Linked DNA regions of Homo sapiens: region 2 is linked to region 1. Evidence: chromatin contacts called from ENCODE Hi-C or POLR2A ChIA-PET data. All regions are on one chromosome and are shown on one strand. Each heading gives the region's core, a stretch centred on a gene start or an enhancer-like site at or near the end of the contact. The rest is flanking DNA. Distances are from core to core; before and after follow the strand shown. Region 1 overlaps GPR68 (G protein-coupled receptor 68). Region 2 overlaps CCDC88C (coiled-coil domain containing 88C).

What was found. Hi-C counts contacts between places; a loop is a spot of excess contacts on that map. ChIA-PET counts read pairs that join two places held with the same protein, here RNA polymerase II (POLR2A). Pooled maps may share reads with other maps.
Region 2: a loop to region 1 is called in a pooled map, with 7 times the contacts of the local background. The contact joins two enhancer-like sites. A Hi-C loop is called at or near these places in 2 of 37 single-sample maps with no recorded cell type and 10 of 50 pooled maps. POLR2A ChIA-PET finds 5 or more read pairs at or near these places in 2 of 52 experiments (activated CD4-positive, alpha-beta memory T cell and activated naive CD4-positive, alpha-beta T cell).

What each region holds. Positions count from the first base shown.
Region 1 is chr14:91,227,095-91,232,592 of GRCh38, reverse strand. GPR68 (G protein-coupled receptor 68) reads left to right here. Exons shown (of 2, transcript NM_001177676.2): 2 at 1-61. Among named protein-coding and RNA genes, the nearest start is that of GPR68, 15 kb to the left of the region's middle. RefSeq lists enhancers at 2,760-2,809, 3,357-3,446, 3,507-3,826, 3,857-4,136, 4,147-4,206. Within about 2 kb of position 3,697, at least 11 of the 41 ENCODE cell types and tissues checked have a DNase peak (open chromatin) inside an H3K27ac peak, as active enhancers do.
Region 2 is chr14:91,346,226-91,352,254 of GRCh38, reverse strand. All of the region lies in intron 4 of CCDC88C (coiled-coil domain containing 88C), which reads left to right. Among named protein-coding and RNA genes, the nearest start is that of CCDC88C, 69 kb to the left of the region's middle. RefSeq lists enhancers at 1,317-1,366, 1,487-1,536, 2,914-2,993. Within about 2 kb of position 3,799, at least 3 of the 41 ENCODE cell types and tissues checked have a DNase peak (open chromatin) inside an H3K27ac peak, as active enhancers do.

The DNA.
Region 1 (5,498 bases), core at 2,448-4,947:
TTGACTCTGTAATGGATTTATGTAGCCCACTTCAGTCTGCAAATAAAGCAAAGTAACTGGACACCTTGGGAGTATGCTGCAGTCCTTATGGGGTAAGGGAGTCTTCAACACCAGGGGGTCTTGAGGGCCCTTGAAGAACCAAAGGAGTCAGGAAAGGGCAGAGGTTGACCTTCTCAGGGCAAACTCAAGCAGAGCGATTAGGGGATTTGCACTTGATTACCCAGCAAATGGTCAAGAAAGACACAGCCCTTGAGTGAAGTAGAGCCTTCTCTCCCTCCACTTGAGATTCATGAAGTGCCACCCAGTTCTTCAGTGTGGTGTTGCAAATTCGCTCTGTGGTTTAACTTGGCTAACTCCCTTTTGAGGACAGAGCCCAGTCATGTGGTTTGGAGAATATCACCCACTCTGTCCTTGGCCACATAACCCCTTGTACCTGCTGGGTAGCTGCTCCCCACAGTGAGGGAGGGCTCCATCAGACCACCCCCTCCTCACTAGAGAAGAAGGGCCTGTTGCATTCATCTCTGTGGGGCTGTCCTCAGTGACGGGGCTTTGTTTGGAGAGGCCCACATTTGCTGACCTGCCTCTTTAGGCTGGAGCATCTTCTCAACAGTGGCATATGCCATGTTTATCACTGAGGATTAACTGCATCATATTAAAATGTAAATTTGATCTTGGTCACTTAATCCCTCTCTGGGTCAGGCTCCTAGAGTCCTGGAGTGTTCCAGAAGAGTAGATCCTTCTTCTAAACAGATTAAGTAAGGACAATATTGGGGATTATGACTCCTTTCTCTCCTGAGAGGATGGGTGGAAGAAAAAGTCCATCTGGTTTGGAAGGTGACAGAAGCCATTAGGATTTATTTCTTATTCACCAGAGTTGTTTAGTCAGATGAGGGCTCATCTTCCTGTTTACACACAGGGCTCATCTTCCTGTTACACACACTGGTCTGTGGGTTGGCCAGACAAGAGTGGGAGAAATTTTCGGCACGAAATACATCCCCATCTGCTGCTTTCCTCTGGCTGGTCCAACCAAAAGAGAGCCAAACTCTGACCCTCTTGGCTCGTTGCTTTTCTGAAAAAGCCACTTCTTGTAGCTGGTGATCCTGAAGCCTCCATCCCTGGAATTCATCTGGCAAGACAGTAGTCTCTGATGATACTATGATTTGAATGTCCCCTCCAAAACGCATGCTGAAATTTAATTGCCATTGTAACTATGCGAAGAGGTGGGACCTTTAAGAGGTATTAGGTCATGGGTTAATGCTGTTATGGTGGGAGAGAGTTTGTTATTGGGGGAGTTCAGCCCCCTTTTTTCCTCTCTTCAGAACTTGCTTGCTTTTCTGCTTTCTGCCAGGAGATGACCCTGCCAGATGCTGGCACCATGCTCTTGGACTTCCCAGTCTCTAGACCCATAAGCCAAAGAAATGTCTGTTCTTTATAAATAACCTAGTCCGTGGTATTCTGTTATAGCCATAGAAAATGGGCTAAGACAGATGGCCTTAATCCTGAGGTTATAATGGTGCCCAGTACTCTGGGGAAATGTTGGGATTTCAATCCCATTTGCTTTAATTCAACAACTTTCAGAAGAATACTGCTAAATTACATGTTAGATATTAGTGCTGGCATATACCAGAGAGGTCATAATATTCAGTTCCCTCTCCATGAAGTCTCCCCTCTGCATTCCCCAAAAACGATAGTCCAGTCTGTCTACAAACAAACACCACCAATGACAACTCACTACTACTCAAGATGACTAATTTCAGGGTCGGGCAGAAAATTTCATGCAAAGTCCAACGAGAGGCTGCTTTCTGGCAAGTCTTTCCCAAAGTGATGGCAGTGATTCAGGATCCTCCCATCACCAGAGTCCATCATCTTGGGGTCTTCCCTTTTCACCCACACAGGTAAGGGGATGCAGCAAAAAGAGAATCTCACAGGGGTTTTTGGCCAAGTGTGGAAATGGCGGATATCCCTGCTACTTACATTCCATTGGTCAGATCCCAGGCATGTGGCCTCAACCTAACTGCAAGGGAGGCTGGGAAAGGTAGTTTTCCTATGGATGCAGGAAAGAGAGGCAGAATTGGTGAGTATCTGGCCAGTCTCTGACAGGCAGCTCTTCAAGCCACCTCAACTTAACAGGTTTTTTGTTTTGTTTTGAAACAGAGCCTTGCTCTGTCACCCAGGCTGGAGTGCAGTGGCACAGTCTTGGCTCATTGCAACCTCTGCTTCTCAAGTTCAACCAATTCTCCTGCCTCAGCCTCCCAAGTAGCTGGGATTACAGGCGTGTGCCACCACAGCCAGCTAATTTTCGTATTTTTAGTAGAGAAGAGGGTTTCACCATGTTGGCCAGGCTGGTCTCAAACTCCTGGCCTCAAGTGATCCACCTGCCTTGGCCTCCCCAGGATTACAGGCATAAGCCACCACATCCAGCCCTAAACTTAAGAGGTTTTAAGCACCCACCCCTCTGTACCTTCCTCTAAACAAAATCCACTTCTTCAAATGCGATGCCTGGAATGTGAAGTGAGAGCAAGTCTGTCTGACCTGCCCCATGGAGAACAGGCCCATTTTCCTCTCTGCTTCTTTACTTCTGGTGAGAAATCTTATTGCTGACACACATTGAGTTTATGTGAATTGCTGGTAAGCCACATCCTCCTCTCCACCTTGCCTAGAGGAAGTGGTTTTTCGAATCTGAGTTAGACCTCATCGTGCAGCCAGTGGAAGCCACAGGGAGTGGGCAGGATGTAGCAGAATGCAGTGGGCTGGACCAAGTCGGGGCTGGTGGTCAGCAAAGCCCGTGCAATGAGGGGCAAGGAACAACCTCAGAGGAATGCCTTTCCCTGCTGAGTGACGGAGGGGCCAGAGGACCTCCAGGGGACTAAGGAGCCCTGACCTGCTTAGCTGGCTCACTTGTCTTTGATCCATCTCCTGCAGGGTCTGTGTGGCTCATTCTCCCCTCAAGGTGCCAAGGTCTCCAGCCTGCCCTTGTTATCCATGGAGCATCCTATGCACTGTTCACCAGGATTACCTCCCCTCAATGTTCTTGGAAATGCCCAGTGATGCTCCTATGTCCCACAAATCCATTCTGGTTGGCACCAGGCCCATATCTCGCCTTAAATCACCCCATCATTCCCTGCATGTCATCTCCTATCTCCCTGTAACTAGCTTCTGCAGGCTGCAGCCACACTCACCATGGCCACCCCATGGATACAGGTGCTTCCTCAAAGCACAGTCAAGGCTAGGATAAAAGAGGAAAGCTGAGCAAAACTACTAAAGGTCTGAGCAGGAATCCTACAGTGGAATGGACAAGCATCAAAACTGGATCCTGGAATGCAGAGCTCCTGTGGTCCTTGGGCTGGGCCCTGCTAAGGGGTCTTCTCCCTTGCATCAGAGCCCCTGATGTTGGACCACAGGCCTGCCTCTCCCTGTAGCGGGGTCAGGGGTTTGGATGTGTCACTGAGTCTAGGACCCTTATTCTCAGCTTTCTCTGGGCTCAACCTGGTGTCAGCCTCTTTACCAAACAACTGAAATCCTCTCCCCATGAATTTCTGCCCACAGTGAAGACAACCCATTACATGGTTATGCCTCAGACTCCTCCATGCCAGAAGAGAACCCTGCTGTTACTACTGCAAAACCAAAGACCCATTTGTGTCTTCCCCCAAAACATGAGTCAGAAGCGTGCTGGCAGCTTTACCATGGTGAGGGCTTCTCTCTTCTAGCCATCAAGATTGCAGAAACGTCGGGGTACAATCTCAATCAGAGGCCCTCGCTACATGGAACTCTGCAGTCCCAAATCAGGGACAAAAATCCTAATTGGAGGACATGTGGTCAGGGAGGCTGCAGAGCTGAGGTGGCTTCACTGAGCCGTGAGATGCCGCAGATCCCCATGTGGCTGAGTTCTCAGGATGCTGGAGGTGTCAGCCCTGCTGCCGCACCAGCACTGAGCACAGCCCCTGCCTGTGGGAACTCCCCTAGAATGACAAAGGGAGACCTGGAGAGCCCCAGCCCCAGCAACTTCCGCCCAGGGCTGCATCATGCCCCTGCATAGGGAGAACTGAAGTCAGTCCCAGAACCACTGTGCTACATCCTCACGCTTAACTGCTGTGTGTACAATGCGGGGTTCATTTCTACCCTCTGTGTTCTATTCTCACAACTGTTGCTCCTTAAAGAATGAAACTAGACCTGTTTAAGGAAATGAATGAAAATTAAGCAGGTTCAACAAACATTTGGGGCCATGGCTGCGAAGCTGGACTCCCCTGATCTGGGTGAGTCAGCCGTCACTCAGCAGTGCAACCAGCACAGGATATTGTAAGAGTGTAATGGGACACGGTCAGTGACTCAGTTTCTAATGTTGTTGGGCACTGTGCAGTGGGAGCTTGTGAAAGAGATAAGGGCAAGTGACTGGAGTTGTTCAGGAGGACTCTGAGCCGCCTGAGCACTGGAGAGGCCTGACCCACCCACAGGGTGAGGCTGCCCTCCTATGCAAGAGGTTAAAGGGTCTGGGCTCAGGGGGTGCAGGGGAGCAGACAGAGAGGAGGTGGAATAGTGTTAGGGGTGAGGTGAGGGGCAGCAATGGTGATAAATGTTAGGCTCTTCAAAGGACCTTTTGCCTTAGTAAACAAAATGCTGTTCTTTTGCCTTAGTAAACAAAATGCTGTTTGGAAAAAAAAGCATTTCAAAGGTATAAATATTTTGGTGGTGGTAGGAGTAAATCTTCTGTAAAACCCAAGAACTTTGTAAATATATATTCCACATTTGCACATTTTACCATTTTCTTTTTTTCCTTTTTTGAGACTAGCTCTTGCTCTGTCACCCATGCTGGAGTGCAGTGGTGTGATCACAGCTCACTGCAGCCTCGAACTCCCAGGCTCCAGTGATCCTCCCACCTTAGCCCCATGAGTAGCTGGGACTACCGGAGCATACCACCATGCCTGGCAAATTTTAAAAACTTTTTTTGTAGAGATGGGATTTCACTATGTTGTCCAAGCTGGTCTCAAACTTCTGGGCTCAAGGGATCCTCCTGCCTTGGCCTCCCAAAGTGTTGAGATCACAGGTGTGAGCCACCATGCACGGCTGCCTGACTATGCCCTAATGATAACAGTACCCCCTCATCCACGTGGAGTATGTTCCAAGATCCCCAGTGGATAGTACTGAACTCGACTGCTGTCAGTTGGAACACGTTTCTGTTCACGTCTTCCACCCACACATGTAATGCCTTTTCCATCTTAACTGATCACTTACCACACATTGTGGCCAGAACTTTTGCAGCTTGAGGTTTGACAACAAAACTAGCACATATCTCTTTTTCCTTCTCAATTCTTTTTTTTTTCTTTTTTGTTTTGAGACAGAGACTCGCTCTGTCACCCAGGCTGGAGTGCAGTGGCGCAATCTGGGCTTACTGCAACCTCCATCTCCCAGTTTCAAGCGATTCTCCCACCTCAGTCTCCCGAGTAGCTGGATTATAGACGCCCACTACCACGCCCGGCTAATTTTTTCTATTTTTGGTAGAG
Region 2 (6,029 bases), core at 2,550-5,049, 120 kb before region 1:
AACTTCCTAGCGATGGCCCAGGCACACAGAGAACGCCGCTGGCTGCAACAGCCACACCATGGCTTCCAGCAGCCCTACTCTCTGTGGCCACCGCCGTCTGCGGAGGAGGGAAGAGATGCTATTTGTCAAAGGTCTTTATGTTTGAGTTTTCCACGTGGTGGTTGGGAGGGACCCTTTCCCAGAGCGTCCCCTGCCTGCCCTAGCTCCTCGCCCCTTCCCAGGGCAAACTTGAGTCTCAAGCTGCAGGCTTGTGGCTGATTCTGCTTTTCTGGTCTTCAGTTGTTTGGTGCTGGGAAATGAATTCGCTCTCAGCTTCTGCAGGCGTGGCAGGCAGGTGGGGTAGGAGGTCATTTTTGGGGTGAGGGTGCTCCGAGGGGCTGATATTTCAAAGTGTTCTACATGACCTGGGGGTAGCTGTCGTCTGTTGTGCGTGGTGGTGCTGGGGTATCTGTGGGGGTGGGACTGACTTGACATGGGCAGCAGAGAGACACTAGAGTAAAGGGCCACTAGTCAGAGTGCCCCCGGGAGGCTCCTGCACCATTCCACACAGGCATGCAGCTTAGCGCCTGCCAGAGTCCACGTTTGATAAATATGTGTGCCTGGTTATGTTAATGCCGGGGGGTGGGGGCACGTGGTGACATGAGGATTCCACAGGGGCCGCTCCCCAGAATGTGAGCCCGTGCGTAGAGGTGCCTGCCTCCTTCCCCATGGGTGGGGACACATATGATGGAGCATCCCCATGTGCCCACCCACGGGGAACTCTCCACCTTGAGTATTCCTCGGCAGTGCCTAGGAAGTACCCCAACTGTTAAAATAATAATAAACAGCTCTTCTCGTTGTAAGCTGAGCCCTCAGGAGGGCCCTCAGAGCCGTGCCCATGTGAGTGAGTGTTGGGGTGTGCCCGTGTACTGAGGAGAGACAACAGGGTCGTGTTCAGTGCACTGCTGTTTTCAAATCACTGTGACAGCCTCGTGAGCATCCTTATGAAATAACTGGTTTTTAAGTACAAAACCAGGGAAAGCAGTTAGTGGTTCACACCAGCATGTAAGCCAGAAGAGAAGAGAATGTAGAATAAGTAAGCACACATACGTGCCGTAGAAGAGAGAAACTGAAACTGCTCTCTTTGCGGTTCTAACCCAGGTACTTGATGCTAACAGTTAACCTCACTCAGTCAGCAAACGCTGGTTAAACAACCTGCGTGGGACCACCGGGATCAGAAGCGAAACCACATAGCTCCCTGCTTTGGAAGGAAACATAAATAAGTTAGGAGATGGTAGGTAGTGGTGGACCCGGGGACAGATCTTAGTTCTGTGACTCAGCCTTTCTGAGCTGCATCCTTCTATTTCTGAGATGGAGTCATCATGCCGTCCTCGGGGGATTGCTTTTAGAATTAAGTCACATGGTAGCATGCCGTATATTAAGGTGCAGTAATGGTGGTCTGTAGGAGGGAAGGGCAGAATTACTCTATGGAATATGGTCAGTCCTTCCAGGTTGTGAGGGTTAAACCCTGAGCCTGGCTGGTCATTTGCAGGTCCTGGGCCTCTGTGGTTGTGGGGAGCTGAGTTAGCAAGACAGAGGAATCAGTTTCACTGCTTTATCTCTGACCCCTGTTCGTCTGTGGAGAGACATCACTGTGCCTTTGACCCCAGCAAGGGCAGAGAGTGTGCAGTTTGGGGCAGGAAGGGAAAGGGATGCTTGCCTGCCATTGCTTAAATCCCCAGCTTCACACCTCAGTCATTGTTTATACACAACAAGAATTAGTTCCTGTATCCAGAAATCAGAAAGTGTCTTCTGTCTGGGCATGGTGGCTCACACCTGTAATCCCGGCACTTTGGGAGGCCAAGACGGATGAATCACTTGAGGTCAGGAGCTCAAGACCAGCCTGGCCAACATGGTGAAACCCTGTCTCTACTAAAAAATACAAAAATTAGCCAGGCGTGGTGGTGGGTGCCTGTAGTCCCAGCTACTTGGGAGGCCGAGGCAGGAGAATCTCTTGAACCCGGGAGGCGGAGTTTGCAGTGAGCCGAAATTGTGCCACTGCACTCCAACCTGGGTGACAGAGTGAGACTCTGTCTCCAAAAAAAAAAAAAAGTGTCTTCTGAACATGTGCATGACTACAGCTTAAAGAACCAGAGTGGAGTCAAAAAGGACTATACACATTATGTACCAGTCATGGAAGGAAGATAGGTTTTGTTCCATGTGTTAACTTCCATTAACTGGTAGTCTGTGGAGGGCTGTGTTCAGAAGGATTCTGAGGCCTAGTTCCACCCTAAGTCAGAAAGTGCTGTGATTGACTAATCATGTCTGCCATGGACTCAGAGTTAGCAAGTCGGGGAATTTTCAAACCTTGATATAATGCACATTTTAGAGGATGGTGTATTTTAATTGTGCAACTACTTTTCTATCCTCACCTCTGCCCTTAGAAACGTGTGCTATCAGGCAGTTTCCCTTTTGTTTTGGAAGCTTATGACTGTTAACGTCTGCAGCTTTCTATATAGCTTATGTTGGCCTGCCTGCATTGCATTTCTGCTAAGAAAGGCTGGGGTGAATTTCTTTGTGTCAAGACTCCAGGAAGCAGGTAGTAAGGTAAGGTTTTTCTTAGACTCAGCTATTGACTCAGGCCGTCCTGGGATTCCCCCAGGGGTTCTCCTATTCTCAACAGAGTGTAGTTGTGTTAAGTGTGGAGTGTGTCCGGTCTGATGTTTCTCGATCCCCGCCCGCAGTGGTTGCTTGTGACTTTTTTGGTGTAGAAATTCACGTCGTTTTATAACCTGCCCCCGTTTCTCCCTCTGAACAGCAGCTCGAGTAAGTGTAACCATAAAGCACTTATACTTTGACAAGCAGCGTGCTCTCTTACCTCTTGGCCTTCGCATGTGCTGTTCCCTGGGCCTGGAAAGCCCACACTTGCCTACCCGATAAGTCTGTCTCCTCCTTATCTGTGGAACTCAGCTCAAAGGTTATTCCCTTTAGAGTCCTTGCCCTGGGCCTTGCTGCAAATTAGAAGTTCCTTTCCCGGGTTCCCATAGCATTTATCAGCTTTCTGATTGCTGGTTTGGCTCCCAGCACATAGTAGGTACTTGGCAGGGAGCTGTCTGTAGGTTTGTTTGATCTTGGCCTGCTTGACTGTGTCACTGAGCCAGTCTTACTGGCAAGGACCCAGGAGGGAATCTTCTGCTGTGTTTTGAAACTATTCAAAACCCACAATCTGGTAGATTTATGGAAATAGCGGTTTTTCTTATGACTGAAATCCTGAAAGAAATTGGGCATCGGCTTCTCATGAGAAATGAGGAAACTTCTGCTTCCCGCCCTGGGCGCTTTTTAAAAAAAAATTTTGTAGGAATCTGTAGGGGTGGGGATCACAGGATGTTTTTGTTAATAAGCAAATGTTTCTATTCACTCAGCCTGGTGAGAGCAAGCATCACTCTGCTTCATTTGAATGAGGGCAGAGGTGAATTTCTTAGTAACCTGTTCATCACCAAAGAGTTTATTTTTTTCATGAATATTTTTCTAAACTTAATTCTCTACCTTTAAAGCCTTTTTCCCTCCTGTTACAAACCTTAGCAAACAGGAATCCATACTCTTCTAACCTGTGCTGTGGGTCAGATTGTTTTCTTGATGTCTAATGGGTGTTGGGATGAATGAGGGAATGAATGAACTCAGGGTTGTCATTGTGTGTGATTGCAGGGTGCTGAGAGAGTAGAACCGTTTGCTCTGTCACCAAACAGCCTCGGAGTGTTGTTTGTTTTTGTGGTGTTTTTTGTTTATTTGTTTGTTTTGGAGACAGGGTCTTGCTCTGTCGCCCAGGCTACAGTGCAGTGGCACAATCAAAGCTCACTGCAGCTTCACCCTCCCAGGCTCAGGCGATCCTCCTACCTCAGCCTCCCAAATAGTGCACCACCAGGCCAGGCTAATTTTTTTTTTTTTTTTTTTTTAATAGAGATAGGGTCTTGGCTGGGCGCAGTGGCTCACACCTGTAATCCCAGCACTTTGGGAGGCCAAGGCAAGCAGATCACTTGAGGTCAGGAGTTTGAGACAAGCCTGGCCAACATGGTGAAACCCCATCTCTAATGAAAATACAAAAATTGGCTGGGCATGGTGGTGTGCGCCTGTAATCCCAGCTACTCGGGAGGCTGAGGCAGGAGAATCGCTTGAACCCAGGAGGCAGAGGTTGCAGTGAGCTGAGCTTGCACCACTGCACTCTAGCCTGGGTGACAGAGCGAGACTCCATCTCAAAAACTCACCATTTTTTATGGCTGCATAGTATTCCATGGTGTATATGTGCCACATTTTCTTTATCCAGTCTATGGTTGTTGGACATTTAGGTTGGTTCCAAGTCTTTGCTATTGTGAATAGTGCCACTATAAACGTACGTGTGCATGTGTCTTTATAGCAGCATGATTTATAATCCTTTGGGTATATACCCAGTAATGGGATGGCTGGGTCAAATGGTATTTCTAGTTCTAGATCCCTGAGGAATCGCCACACTGACTTCCACAAGGGTTGAACTGGTTTACAGTCCCACCAACAGTGTAAAAGTGTTCCTGTTTCTCCACATCCTCTCCAGCACCTGTTGTTTCCTGACTTTTTAATGATCGCCATTCTAACTGGTGTGAGATGGTATCTCATTGTGGTTTTGATTTGCATTTCTCTGATGGCCAGTGATGGTGAGCATTTTTTCATGTGTTTTTTGGCTGCATAAATGTCTTCTTTTGAGAAGTGTCTGTTCATGTCCTTCACCCACTTTTTGATGGGGTTGTTTGTTTTTTTCTTGTAAATTTGTTTGAGTTCACCCGGCCTCAGAGTGTAGTTTTGAGCCCTCTAGTGTGTGTGCAAGGTTTCTGGTCTCTTCCTTGCTCTCAGAACACCATCAGTGAGCCTCTCTAGCACTTTCCTCCCTTTTAATTTGCTGTTGTAATGTGCTTTGGGCTGGGGAAATGGATCACCAGAGTTGTCCAAATGATTCTACAGTGTGATGTAATTAGTTTATTTGGGGACTTTGCTGCGAATAGAGTACATAAAGATTTTCTGTGCAAACCCTGACTTCTGTTTGGGCTGATCTCAGGCCCTTAAGTGCTTTCTTAGTGTTTCAGCTCCTGTGGTGGGTACAGTACCAGGTGAGTGGCCTTTCAAAAAGTGAGTCTCATTGTAGGAAGACAAGCCAGTGACGGCTGGGAAGGGTCTGTGCCTCTTATATCCAGCATGGGCATGTGATGAGCACTTGCCAGTGATCTGTGGGCCGACAAAAGGGAAAGGGGGAGGTGGGTGACTTGGGCTGAGCCGGCAAGCACTGTCAGAAAGACTGATTGGAGGCTTTGTTAACACTCATGTGGGCATTCCCTTTTCTCTCTCTTTTTTTGAGACAGAGTCTTCCTTTGTCGCCAAGGCTGGAGTGCAGTGGAGCAATTTCAGCTCACTGCAACCTCCGCCTCCTGGGTTCAAGTGATTCTCCTGCCTCAACCTCCCAAGCAGCTGGGATTACAGACGCGTGCCACCACGCCCAGCTAATTTTTGTACCTTTGGTAGAGTCGAGGTTTCACCATGTTGGCCAGGCTGGTTTCGAACTCCTGACCTCACCTCCCACCTTGGCCTCCCAAAGTGCTAGGATTACAGGCATGAGCCACTGTGCCCAGCCCCTTTTCTCTTTATCGAAACTAAAATTAAGTGGCTGATGAATAGCTCCACGTTAATAGGGAAGTGAGTCACTGTGGTGATATTTATTCTATGGATTAGAGTATCTTGGGCCAAATAAAAGATCTCAAGTAAAAAAAAAAAATCCTAAGATTTTGAGAATTTTTCCATTTCAAATATTGATGAATTTCTACACTTACTAGCAGGAGAAGGATTTAACCTTAGAAGATTGCTTTGCAACGCTGAGCCTTATTCTCAGGTGTGTCCTCCAGAGCAGGAAAGTGGCCTTAGACCCTGTGGTCCAACCCACCAGTCTCTCCCTGCCCTGCCTTCAGGCTGGGGGGCGGGGTGTGTTTCTGGTTCAGTGAACCCCCAGTTCCCAGTTCTGAGGCTTGACAATG